Linked DNA regions of Mus musculus: region 1 is linked to region 2. A link is a loop called in an ENCODE intact Hi-C map of the cell type or tissue named here. Cell type or tissue: left cerebral cortex. All regions are shown on one strand. Links, peaks and the distances in the headings refer to the core of each region. The heading gives the core; the rest is flanking DNA.

Evidence for each region. A loop is a pair of places that touch in the nucleus more often than their neighbours do. Peaks named below come from ENCODE experiments on the same cell type or tissue, not always from the same donor. Only the 100,000 strongest peaks of a DNase experiment are listed, where the experiment ranks them.
Region 1: it touches region 2 in a loop (5-fold over the local background); 4 of 42 quality-filtered maps call a loop at or near these places.

Annotation. Positions count from the first base shown.
Region 1 is chr3:79,973,958-79,980,250 of GRCm38, reverse strand. No RefSeq gene overlaps it. Among named protein-coding and RNA genes, the nearest start is that of Gm36569, 90 kb to the right of the region's middle. In left cerebral cortex, for the core only: no CTCF peak of the experiment used is centred there; a DNase peak (open chromatin) is centred at 3,252; H3K27ac peaks cover 899 bases.
Region 2 is chr3:80,027,575-80,033,867 of GRCm38, reverse strand. No RefSeq gene overlaps it. Among named protein-coding and RNA genes, the nearest start is that of Gm36569, 140 kb to the right of the region's middle. In left cerebral cortex, for the core only: no CTCF peak of the experiment used is centred there; a DNase peak (open chromatin) is centred at 2,308.

The DNA of each region.
Region 1 (6,293 bases), core at 2,157-4,656, 54 kb after region 2:
CATGAAGTTCCGTTTTCCATGCAAGTCTGGTTACTAGAAACAAAAGGTAAATATTTCCTCCCCATGTGCTGCAGGAGGAAGCTATATATGGAGAAAAATAAAATATTTCCAGTGTGGAAAGAACACAATAGAGATCTGACCTTCACACACATAAAAACAATGTATGTTGGGAGATTCCCAGTGGGAAGGGGAAGGTAGAAGTTAGTATTGAGCTGTGCTGACCACCACATATTATATTCTCAGATATCACTCAGCTCTTACCAGGAAAAGTAACAAAGAAAATTCAGTATATAGACATCTTGCTTTACTAGAGCATGCCTTCAGTATATCACTGCCTTTAGGAAGTCTGAGTTTTTGAGTAATTTCTTACCACTGTGCAAAATATAAAACCAAGACCAGGATGTTTCAGCTTGTCCTCCAGGTTTAACCAGGAAGACATCTATAAGCATCTGACCATATGGTCCCTCAAGGGAGAAGGACTTGCATGCAAACAGGAAAGGTGAAACAGTCACTCAGGCCACTACTCAGTCTGTAGAGTATTTTCTCCTCATTGTTCTCTGTTATTACATTATTCCTTAACCTCTCCACTGTTCATCTTCCCCTCAAAACCATCCCTTCTATGTATCCTAGCTCAGACAATTTCAGGGATGTCTTCCAAGGCTGTAAAATTCACTAGCATCAAGTTCATGGTTCTAACCTTGTCTGCACCTGCCCTCTCTGGCCCTATAGCTTCTGTATCTCACTCGCTCATACTTAATATCATCATCACTGTCTTTCTATGTTGGGGGTCACTACTTTTTACTGCTGCCAAAACTACATAGGTAATAGGAGTCTTTGGACAGTCACCTCTCTATCCCATCTCTTTTGTATGTGACTGAAATATATTTGTCTTGTTTGCTGAATAAAAGGAATTCTATCAACAGGGAGACACCACTTCCCTATCTCTCACTCCCAAATTCTTTACCTTCTACAGTTCCAGTTTGATCCAAGGCAGCCTTTCAAGATCTCTTACTGGGAAATTGTCATAACTAATCACTTTGTCACTCCAAGTCTCCATGCCTGCCTTCAATTTAGTGTGGTGCTCACAGGGCTGCCAGAGCCAATATCCTAACTCGTCTGTGATGCTCATTCTTCTGTCTGAAGGTCCTTGATTTCTTTTGGCCAACAACATCGTGGAAACTTAGAGTCGGTTTATGTAGGGAAGTTTCAAAAAGTAGGGAGAAAAACAAGAGAAGTATAGAAATATCTCAAAATTTACTGAAGCATGTTTGCTTCTTGTTTGGTATCATGTGCTAATTGTTTTATGGACTAAATCTACAAAGAAATTGGGAAATACTATTGTGTGTATGTGTGCATTATTTCCAAGAACAAAGAAAGGATAGGATAGATCACAAGCTAGTATAATGAGTTATGCATTAGGAGTCAGTGTAGATTTGATCATCTAATTAGCTCTCTAGATTTGTTCCCAACTACACTGTGATTATATAAAATTCTTTTCTTGAGAAATGTACACTATATTATACATAGGTCAAAAAGCATGACCTTTACATCCTACTTTCAAATTATTTAGCTAAAAATAACTCTGTGTGTGGAGGAGTGTGGAGAGAGGGGGAGGGAGGGAGGGAGGGGGCGAGAGAGACAGAGAGAGAGAGAGAGAGAGAGAGAGAGAGAGAGAGAGAGAGAGAATAAAGTAAAACCAATTTGTCATGAAGTTAGAAATTATCACTTGAGGGTAAAGAGTCATTTTCTTTTTCCTGGCAGAACATCCATCACTTCCCCATGCTCTGGCCAAGCCAGAAGCCTTTATCCTCATTTTTACTCATTCCTAATCTCTACTTCCGGTCACTGACAGCCTTGAAAGCCTAAAGATTTGCTGATAATTCTGTCCTGAGGAAGATTGACAGTGTTTGAGTTAAGTCCTCCATTGTCTACCATAGGTTTGCAATGCTGGGAAGCAAATGATTTTTCACATTTCCTGAAGATCTTGAGTTGTTACTGTGATGATTCACTGTGTGGGCCGTCATGTATATTTTTCTGAAATGGACATTTTAAATGTCTTCAGCTGGGGAACGGTTGAGTAATCACGAGGTTACATCTCTAAGGTCCTTGCTCCCACCAAAATTCTTCCTCCACATAGTATTTCCTTGACTTTCATAATGTAGAAGAAATTCAATTAACTGACCCCACATCCCACTATCACTTGGGAGAAGAAAACACTATTTGGTCCTGACAGAAAGGAAGTAAAGCCCGCTCTCAAGCTTGCTCTTTTCCGCCTGACTTTAATTTCCTAGCTGAGCCTAGAATTGCAAGACGCTTAGTATACCAAGAATTCTAAAAATACTAACTCCATGCCTGAGATGGCTCACATTCTTCCAAGTAGAGGGGAATTGTTGAAATAATTGACATGTTGCCAGATGAATGCCTTCAGGTTTCCTCATTTCTTGGGCCTGCTCTTGCCCCAGCCACTCAGGGCTCCTGGCTTTCTTGGTTAGCATGTGGCTGAGGTCGTCAGGTCAACGCTACCCTCTCTCCAGAGGCCACCAGTGCTTGTGTGCGTATTAAGTGTCTGTATATATATTGGAATTTATTTTCGATTCTTTTTCTGCCCCAAGGAGACTTCACAATGGGCTAAACATAATGCAGGTAGAACTGCTGTTAGTTGTTTAGTGACTGGCATGGGTCTGGGTGGGATTTGACTGTTTAGACAAAAGAGGGTCCTAAATCTCACCCCCAAGAGAATCAAGGAAGGAAGGAAGTGGTTTCTATGATGGCATCAGTTGCTTTCAGAGACACCAAGGCCCGGTGACATATCAAAAGCAAGGAGTTTTCTTAGAGAAAAAAAATTAAATTTGCATTATACTTAATTCACTTGATACACACTTTAAGTGTATAGTCTGTACAGTGATCCACAAGTCAGACCTCTGCTCTCAAGAAAGCCTGGTTGTATGTAAAATTAGCCCCTAAGCATAATTTATTAAAAACTAAAAGATATCAATTTGGTCATATACAAAATTTTTCATGTGACATTTTCTAATTGAAAGAGGTAAATGTATAAAACTAGCATTAAAGTATATTGAAAATTCTTCCTAAGCCATGTTCTGAGTATTTCCAGATATCATATAATCTGTCTTAACACTGTCCAAGGCTTCTATGCTCAAAATTGCACATGTTGTTGCACAGACTGTATTCTGACTATCGGCTGTGGCATTCATCCAACCTCCAGTTTTTAGGATTCAGATGGACAGTGGGTGTTGACAACATTGTTCCTCTTCCCACGCAGGCATTCAAGGGAAATGTCCACAGTGGAACAGGAAAACGTCAATGCCATTAAAAGGGGCTTGTTCTAAACAATATTGTCACTGTGCAAATGCCAAGGTCTACTCAGAACTGGAAAACTTTTCATGGCTTCAAGCCTTGTAAGTTTCCACCAATAAGCAGCCCTTACTGTCTAAAATTCTCTATGTAAATCTCCCCAAGAAATTCTCTCTTAGAAGGAAAGGGTGGTGTTATTTTAAAAGCACCACTTAATAAACCCATGTTTTACTACAGTTGGTACGGATGGTTTCCTGTTTACGCTTGTTACATCTATACATATGTGGATGTATACAAACACATACAGAGAAGCTTATTAGAGCACTGAGGGTTATTTTTTTGCCCATGGTAATGATATCGCTCCAGGATTTCAGAAGGTTGGAATTTTTTTCCAGAACAGCAAATGGTATTTAGAATAATGAAATGTGGCCTTTTCTTCTTCTTCTTTTTTTTTTTTTGTATTTTATTATTTTACCCAACAACTGCAAGTAACAGTTAAACCACACTGCTGTTGTACCTTAAACAATAACTCAGTGATAAAGGTATTTAATCCACTAAAAAACAATCAGTGGGAAAGCTGGCTAAGGTAGCACGGGCACAGGCAAGTTGTGAGCTGACAAACTCAGTTATCCGGGTCCATGGCTTTGTGGGGGCCCAACCTCAAAATATGTCATTCATGAACTGCTAGAGTGTGTGAAAGGGGCAAGTCCTGCAGAACAAAAGCTGCAGGGCAACTATGGCACAGGGCAACAGTAGGATCTCCTTTAGGAGCCCTGGTGAGGATCCAGTATTGATACTATAGCAGAAGGATATACCTATCGCATGACATCTCAGCTTCCAATGCTACTGTCACTAATGAATGTGTGATGGAAAGGTGGAGAAACCTGGCGGACTGAATGGATGCACACACATCAGAACTGGAGACCTGAGTGGGAAAGAAGGCTGTGGGTGAAAGAGGAGTGGACTGTTGCCTTGCCCAGAGGGGTCAATGGAAGGTTTTTGTTTGTTTTATTATTTTATTGGTTCGGGGAGGAGGAGGTTACAAGATTGGGAGGTAGATATGGAAGGATTGGGAAATGAGTGGGATTGCAGTGCATGATATGAAATTCCCAAAGAGTCAATAAAAAGAATATGTTTTAAAAATTATAAAATTGCAAATTTTACAAGTAAATAGATGGAATAAACTGAATAAATAGAAACTGGCCCTGCAAGAATAAACACTAGAATTGATTTTTCCTTTAATCTTTAAAAAAAAAAAAAACCCTAAAGGTACAAAAGAAAAAAATAGAGAGCTATCAGAGACGACACGAGGCAGTTCGCCTCCTTCCCTGACTTGAGAATGTGCAGTAACTCCTCTCGCTGTTGTTACAAATTACACAAACTTGGAGGCTTAAAAGAACAGGGTTTTGGTGTCTGTAGTTAAATAGGTCAGAAGTCTCAGAGGGAGAAAATGAAAGGACAGCAGAAACGCATTCCTTTCTGGAAATTTAAAAAATGAATCCATTTCCCTGCTGTTCCAGCTTCCAAAAGCCACTCACATTCCTTGGCCTATGATCCTTTTATCCTTTTACCCCATCTTCCTCCCAGCCTCCTCTCTCTCTCTCTCTCTCTCTCTCTCTCTCTCTCTCTCTCTCTCTCTCTCTCTCTCCCCAGTTTCCTCACCACAGCAGGGAACAATGTTCTGCTTCACACTCCTGTGTCATTAGATTCTATTCATGAGGCAAGTTATGTCCAAGTTCTAACTCCATGTCGGAGCCTCATATCCCAGGTCCCTTTTGTCACATGAGGTGACTTATTCAGAGGATGCCAGATATACATATAAATATCTTCAGGAAGGCATTGTTCTGCTCATGCACAATGGACTTCTTGGGGCTTAAATATTATTGTTCTATTCACTTCTAAACAAGAATGACTTTCACAGAAACCCTTTTTAAAGCATTCAGTCATGTGCAAGGTTGTAAGGAAAGAAATTTGCCAGCTTTCCTGTGATGCACAGTCGGAAAAGTATGCAGATGAAGAGACTGCTTTCTCTGCATGGCTCACTGTGAACACTTATCCATTCTTACTGAACATGCTGTGTGTTTTCCAACATGTCTACAGGGGTCACCATGCACTTTTCAGCATTACTACCAAGAGTATTCGCTTGCTATTTTCATATTGGCTGTTACTGGTTTGCAAGCAATTTTCAGAAGTAAGTATACTAGTAACATGAATATCACTGGTTAGGACTACATTAAACATTTCATTTAATACTTTGATCTTTAACTTTTATACCAACCTGTTAAGATCACAGAGCTTCCAGATTGTGTGTAAAATATTATTCTGGATTTTTTTTGTAAGGATTTGTGATAGTATTGTCCTAGTATGGAGTAGGGTTTGTTGTTGTTGTTTTGTTTGTTTGTTTAATTGAGAATACTTTTTTTCATACAATATGACTCTGATCACAGTTTCTGGGCAGATTCTTATCCATTGAAGATTGCTCTTCTTAATATCACTGGAGCCCATTCAGTAGAAACCTGAAAAGAATGGCTGTGTCTACCCCAAATGGGATCAAATTCTATAGCAGACAGACATGTCCTGGTTATACAGCAAACCACCTATAGACTCCAACTGGTTCTAGAGTCTGTGGTGTGGCTGCCCCAGGCTGCAGCCAGCCTGCTCTAGCTGCAATTTTGATATACCCCACTTCCATAAATGTATAAGCCCATTCCTTTTGAAATATTAATTTTGTGTGAATAAAAAAGCACATAAAGACATAATATTTTACTAATGTAAAACAATTTAAATATAAGTATGAAGGCATGAATGCAGGAAGGGATTTGGTGGAGGAAGAATGAAGAGAAGCAGGAAGGACAGAAGTAAAGAAGAACGATAATACATGCGTGAAAACGAAGTGGTGTAATGAAGTCCATTACTGTTTATACTAGCTTTAAAAGTAACACCAAATGAATGTACTAATAACATCTATTTCTCTCTGTGTG
Region 2 (6,293 bases), core at 1,276-3,775:
TATTTTTTTTACCCTTACAGGACTTTTACTTACATCTTACGGTTTCTGATTTTGTGAGATTTCTGTTTGTTTAGTTGCATGTGGCTTTGTGTCTGTATGTTCCTTCTGTTTTTTTCTTTGGCTCCTTTTTTTTTCCTGTTTGTTTTGTAGTATCCTGGTTTGTTTGTTTGTTTGTTTGTTTTTACTTTGTTGTTTTGTTTTGTTTTGAATTGCCTGCTTTTCAATGAGGAAGAAAGAGAAAGACTGTGAATTTGTGTGAATGGAGAGGTTGGGAGGACCTGGAAAGAGTTCGCGGGTGGGTGTGATCTCAGTATATTTTGTGGAAAAAAATCCATTTTAAATAAAGGTCAAAATTATATATAAAAAATTTTTTAAAAACATGGATACATTCCCTACTCCCACTAATTTTAGTTTTAGAAGCTATAGACATTTATAGATGCAGTGTCCTGGGATGGTATTTCAGAGGTGATGGGAATCCTGTTCATCAAGGACATTTGGATGTGTATAAGCATGTAGACGAAGAGGAAGAGATGAGCTATGAATTTAGATGATGATTCGCCATCTGTATGCTATGCTTAAAAAAGCACAGCCAAAGCCAGAGGAGGGATGTTAAGGCAACAGAAAACACCAGCGCATACTTGAGTGCCAGGAGAGTTCTGGTGACCAGATGGTGGTGTAAATGACTTCTTGCTGTGAGCTGTGCCTGTCCCTATCACCCTTAATACAAACTTCAGAAAACCATACACATGAAAATGTTAGTGTACTACCTTAATGTCCTCTCATGTTTAACTTTAAAAATAACAAGATCTTGCACTGCCCTGCTGGAGGAAAGTCTTTGGATGAATGTCTCCTTCAGAGCGTATTTTTCATTTGCCATCCAATCATTTTTTGTTTGAAACCTCACAACTAAGCAGCTGCACTCTCACCTTCATATTTTCATACACACACACACACACACACACACACACACACACACACACACATACACACACACACACTGGCATAGTCTGTACCCATCTTATGCATGCATCACGTAATCTCCTTGGTGTTAACCCATCATTACTTAGAAAAGCAGGTAGTCCTGTAGTGAGATTTTATCTCAGTGTATGCCTTTTATTCCTGATCTCCTTGACTCTGTTTAGACCTGTAACATTGCAGATAATGCACATTTGGGTAGCTTCCCCTCATTAAGTTGAGAACCAGGATCAGTTTCTTCTATAGAGCTATTACTCAAACTGGACAAAAAGGAGTTTCTGCTTGTCTTCCTTGCCCTACCACAGAGCTGAGAACTCTACCAAATCATTATGTCATCTTTTTCCCACATCTGTGGTAGATATTATCACCCTTTGACAGATGCAATACTTGATGAAAAATAAAGCAGTTGCAACTTGCCTAACAGCACAGTTAACATCTTTAGCAAAGCTGAGGTCAGAATAAATCCTTGCAAATCCAATGTACATGCATACATTTATAAATGTATACAAAATTACATATATATGTATATAAAGAGAGGGAGAGAACTATTTAACTCTATAGAGATAGTCATGAGGTAAAGATTTAAAACAATCCACAACACTGAAACCTGTTTTGACAATGCATGGGAAGTTGAAAGTTTGAACAGTATTATATCACTCTACAATAGGCACTCCCATTGGCAGCTGTATGTATTATTCTCTCGTTACCATAACCAATATCTGACAAGAAGAAACTTGATGTAAGAGAGTTTTATGTTGGACTGCAGTTTCAGGGAATATAGACTACCATAGCAGGGAGGAGCATGGAGTGAAGGAAGCGAAGCAGGGATGCAGGCATTGGTTGTTTAGCGTTGGCAGTCAGGAGGCAGAGTGGTAACGGGAAGCTGAGCTCAACTATAAACTTGAACTAAGGTCCACCTCTAGAAATCTGTTTCCTCCAATAAGCCCACTTTATTGGGCTTCTGTGAGCATGGCACCCCAGTTATCTTCCAAGTATTTCAAGTGATTTGAGGTGTGCTAAAATCTTTACTTCCTGGAGTGTGGGGAAGGTAGGGTTCTGATCAATTCCCAAAGGCTCTCTACGGGTTTTTCTATTGTCTTCTCTTTAATGGCACTAGTCTATTTTAAAAGATTATCCCCTTTGTCCACAGTTTCTCTTCTGGACAAACTGTTTTTTAGCTGCCTTGAGATTCTATCCACCATATAAGCTAGTCCATTACCTTTAAACCTAACCTTCCTCCATGGGTTTGGGCAAAATGTGGCCAAGTTCTCTGCCAATGTAAGGGCCTCTGATGGCTTATTCCCGGGGAAAGCTTGTCTTTGGACTCCTGGAAGTATTCTGGATTTCTGAGCTCCCACAAGAACCACCCACTACTCTGTGCCAACAGCATTCCAGGTCTTCTCTAGCCCACATACTCAAACATTTCCAAACCCCTACGCTTCACTGTCCAAGGTTTTTAAAACAACATCAGGGAACAATACAGTAATTATCTTCCCTCTAATAATCAATTTTTTGTTTAGCCAGACTTTTCATCACCAAGCCTAAACAGCTCACAAAACAACTTCAAAGGAGGAGAGATGGATTTGGCTCACGCTAGTGGAGGCTTCAGCTCACAATCAACAGCATTGTTTCCGGACAGGGGTAATGCAGTGCAGAATGATGCGCAAGGACCGAGAGAGAAGATGCTGGTACGAGCTGACTTGGTCACTTTTCCTTGTATTTTATCTGAACTTCCCACATTTAGGAAGCAAGGCTATATTCAAGGGGTCTTACTTAAGGAACATCCAGAAGCTCTCTTATAGATTTACCCTGGGGTGTTACCTTTACTATACCCTGAGATGCTCCTCAATATGACCAAGGTTAACAGTTATTACTCAGTATTTTAGAAAATGTCGGTCCTTCTCATAATACTCCTTCATTTAAAAAGGGAAAAATGAAACAAATGTTGTATTTCCAAGTTGTATCATCTATATAGGAAATTCAGCCTTCTTTCTGGGAAGCTATTTATTAGGTCAGATTAGAGAGATGGTTCAGCTGATGCTCCTGAATAGAATTTCTGCATAACTCAGCAGTTATATCTTGAACTACACCCCCTCCTGCATTCTCTCCCTTCAGCTTCCTGTGCTCTTAGCTGAATGGAATTTGAGGGTTTTGTTGTTTGTTTGTTTGTTTTGTTTTGTTTTTTAGCACTACCCTTAAAGATGCTAGTGGTTGGGAATAATGGAAGCTTTCAAAACAGCTGCTTCTTATTTCAAGTGTTTCTTTTCTTGCTATTATTTTGCTTTTTAACTCCCAACCACACACAGAAATCTTCCTTACTGGCACAATTGGAGATTTAAACTATTTGACTTCCTTAATGATGTGTTCCGTAGATAACGTCATCAGAGACTCATTTAGAAACAAGACAATGTATTCAGAGGTTCTCTTGTGGTGAGCAGCATTTCCATCTGTCTTTAGATGAGTAATTCCCCTGTCAAAGATCCGGTCTCCCACATAATTATATACTGAGAATTATTATTTATTTTCTCCAACAATACATTGGAATCATATCAAATAAATCATGTGCTGTGGCATTAAACACGGCTGAAATAACTGAACGTGGGGCTTTGGGTGGCATGCTCTGTGAATCAAAAGTACCTATGACTTAAAAGTTTACCCATCACTTACTCAGGAGCCTGACAGGGGTTTCTGAGTTCGAGGCCAGCCTGGTCTACAGAGTGAGTTCCAGGACAGCCAGGACTGCACAGAGAAACCCTGTTTTGAAAAACAAACCAAAAAATTACAAATTATTACCCTAACATTACAAAGGGTAGATACGCACCTGCTTCCACACAGATGTGTTTTCTCTTTAATATAAAGTGCCATTGATTTGGAGAGACTCCCAATACCCACTCTAGTACTACCGCTGGCAATCTAGGTTTCTCCTGCTGTGGAACTTTCAAAACCAAGCCTGCTAATGCAGGAAATGTCCCTACTCTGGATCACATGGCACGAAAGAATAAGATGAGGGAAAATGTACAACGCCTCTGAAAGTGAGATGGGGACCTGATTTGAAAATGAGTTTTAGACACTATTTTCAGAATGACAAACATTTATGTTGTGTTCGTGAATGCAATACGTAGCAAAAATTGATTTATAACAGCTATACCCTTGTCATAATTATGCACATATATCTTGCAAGTAGTCATATAAAAAACAAAATTTTTCTTTCAGTAGTATTAATTATGAGGAGTTTTTCTTCTTTGCTTTTCTATATTTTTAAGTCTTCTTTGCTTTTCTATATTTCCAAGTCTTCTACAATAAATACAAAAAAAACTGTTAAAATGAATGCAAACCAAAATGTTTTAAACATAAGCATAATAAAAAATACTTTTCCCCTCCACAAATATTTTTAAAATGTTTTCACCATTTCTATCTCTCCCTAACCTCTAGTATAATTTCAGATAAGAAACACTGAAAGTTTATTATATTAAAGTGACTTGACCTAGCCTCGTGTGGGTGCCTCCTGCTTATAATCCCAACACTCTGGAGGCTGCGAACACAGAAGAGTTACTATGAGTGTGAGGCCAGCATGGGCTACAAAGTAAAGAGTAGGCAGCCTGAGACACACTGAAGATTCTGTCTTGAAAAATATATATATTTTTTTTATTAAATGTTTTATCTTATAATTTAAACGTTACTTAAAACTACAATACTAGCTAATGATACAGTTCAAAATAGAGTCATAACATGAATAAAGAGATAGTTCAGAGAATCGTGATCTTGAGATGGCTAACCTTGGCAAAATATTTAAGCTTACTGTTTTGTATTGCTCATATGTTTACATATGAATGAATAGAACCTACTGCACAGATTGTTTATGATTAGTGAGTTATTACATTCAAACATTCAGGACCACAACCCAATGTGTGTGTTTATACATTAATGACTGAGTTGACTTTGTCCATATTGTGAATCTCTTCTTTTCCATGTTTCTCTGGTTTGGTGCAGACAAAGGACTTGTGTTCATTCCCTACAGTCTCAGCTTCTGTACCTGGGGCCTGGTTGAGACTCATGGACGGAAGTGGAGGCCATTGTACTAGTAAACCAAGCTGGCCAGCAAGACAAACACCACCCACTTGTAGGTACGGAATCTATAAGAGTTGATATCACAGAAGTTGAGGGTGGAATGGAGGCTACCAGAGACCTATGAGGTGGACATTGATGAATGGGCACTAATTTACAGTTAGACAGTAGGAAGAATTTGTGCCAGACATTTTTTTTTAGTTGGGTGCCTATAAACATAAATAATGCACTAACATTTCAGAGGGCTATGAGAAGGAATTCTGAAAACTTTACCATAAGAAAGAATAAATATATGAACATATGTTTCATTACATAATATATGAATATATCAGAATATCACATTGTCCAATTAATATGCATATATTATTTTGGTTTTATGCAGCATTTTAAACAAATTTAACATAAAATGTTTGAGGAGTTGGAGCACTTAAGAGAATTAATGATTGTTGCCAAAATGTTAGGTAGGCTGCCTGCAAACCTTCTCCTCTCTCTCTCTCTCTCTCTCTCTCTCTCTCTCTCTCCCTCTTTCTCCCTCTGCCCTCAGACCCAATCCCTTAGTCTCACTCCTATCACAGTCACAATACACCAATTGCAGCCTCCCTTCCCCACACTCACATCCCCTGAGGATCACACAGACCTTCATCTCCTCCTAGCTTCCCTCCCCCTACTCATCACCACATCCCAGCTTCCAACACTAGCAGGCATTCCCTGTGAACACACCAACTGAGCAAGCCAGTAAAACAGGTACCACACAGCCATCACACTCTCTGAAAATCCAGAAAGAAAACAGGAACCAAAGAACAAAACACCCAAACAACAAAGTCAAACCCAGAAATCAGTACCTAGACAAATGATCATCCCAAACCCAGATGTCTAGATACCAGCACAAGAATACAATCAATAATGGACAGGGCAAAGTATCTCCACTTGAGCCCATCAATTTTATCATAGCAAGCTCTGAATAGTCTGGAAGCCTGGACAAATGTCCTGTAGAGTCTAAGAGACCATAGTTGCCAGCCCAGATTACTATGCTCATCAAAACTTTCAATCACCATAGACTGTTAAAATATTACATGATAAACTCAAATTTAAGCAGTATTTACAAAACCTCAAACCTAAGGAGGTTAACTACAGCCATAGAAATAAATAATCTCAGACCAGCAAAGAGCAAGTGGCCATAGGTGAGCTTTGTACAAGGAGATAAGAATGGATCAATTCACATTCTTCTGCATGGTAACCACCAGTTGAGCCAC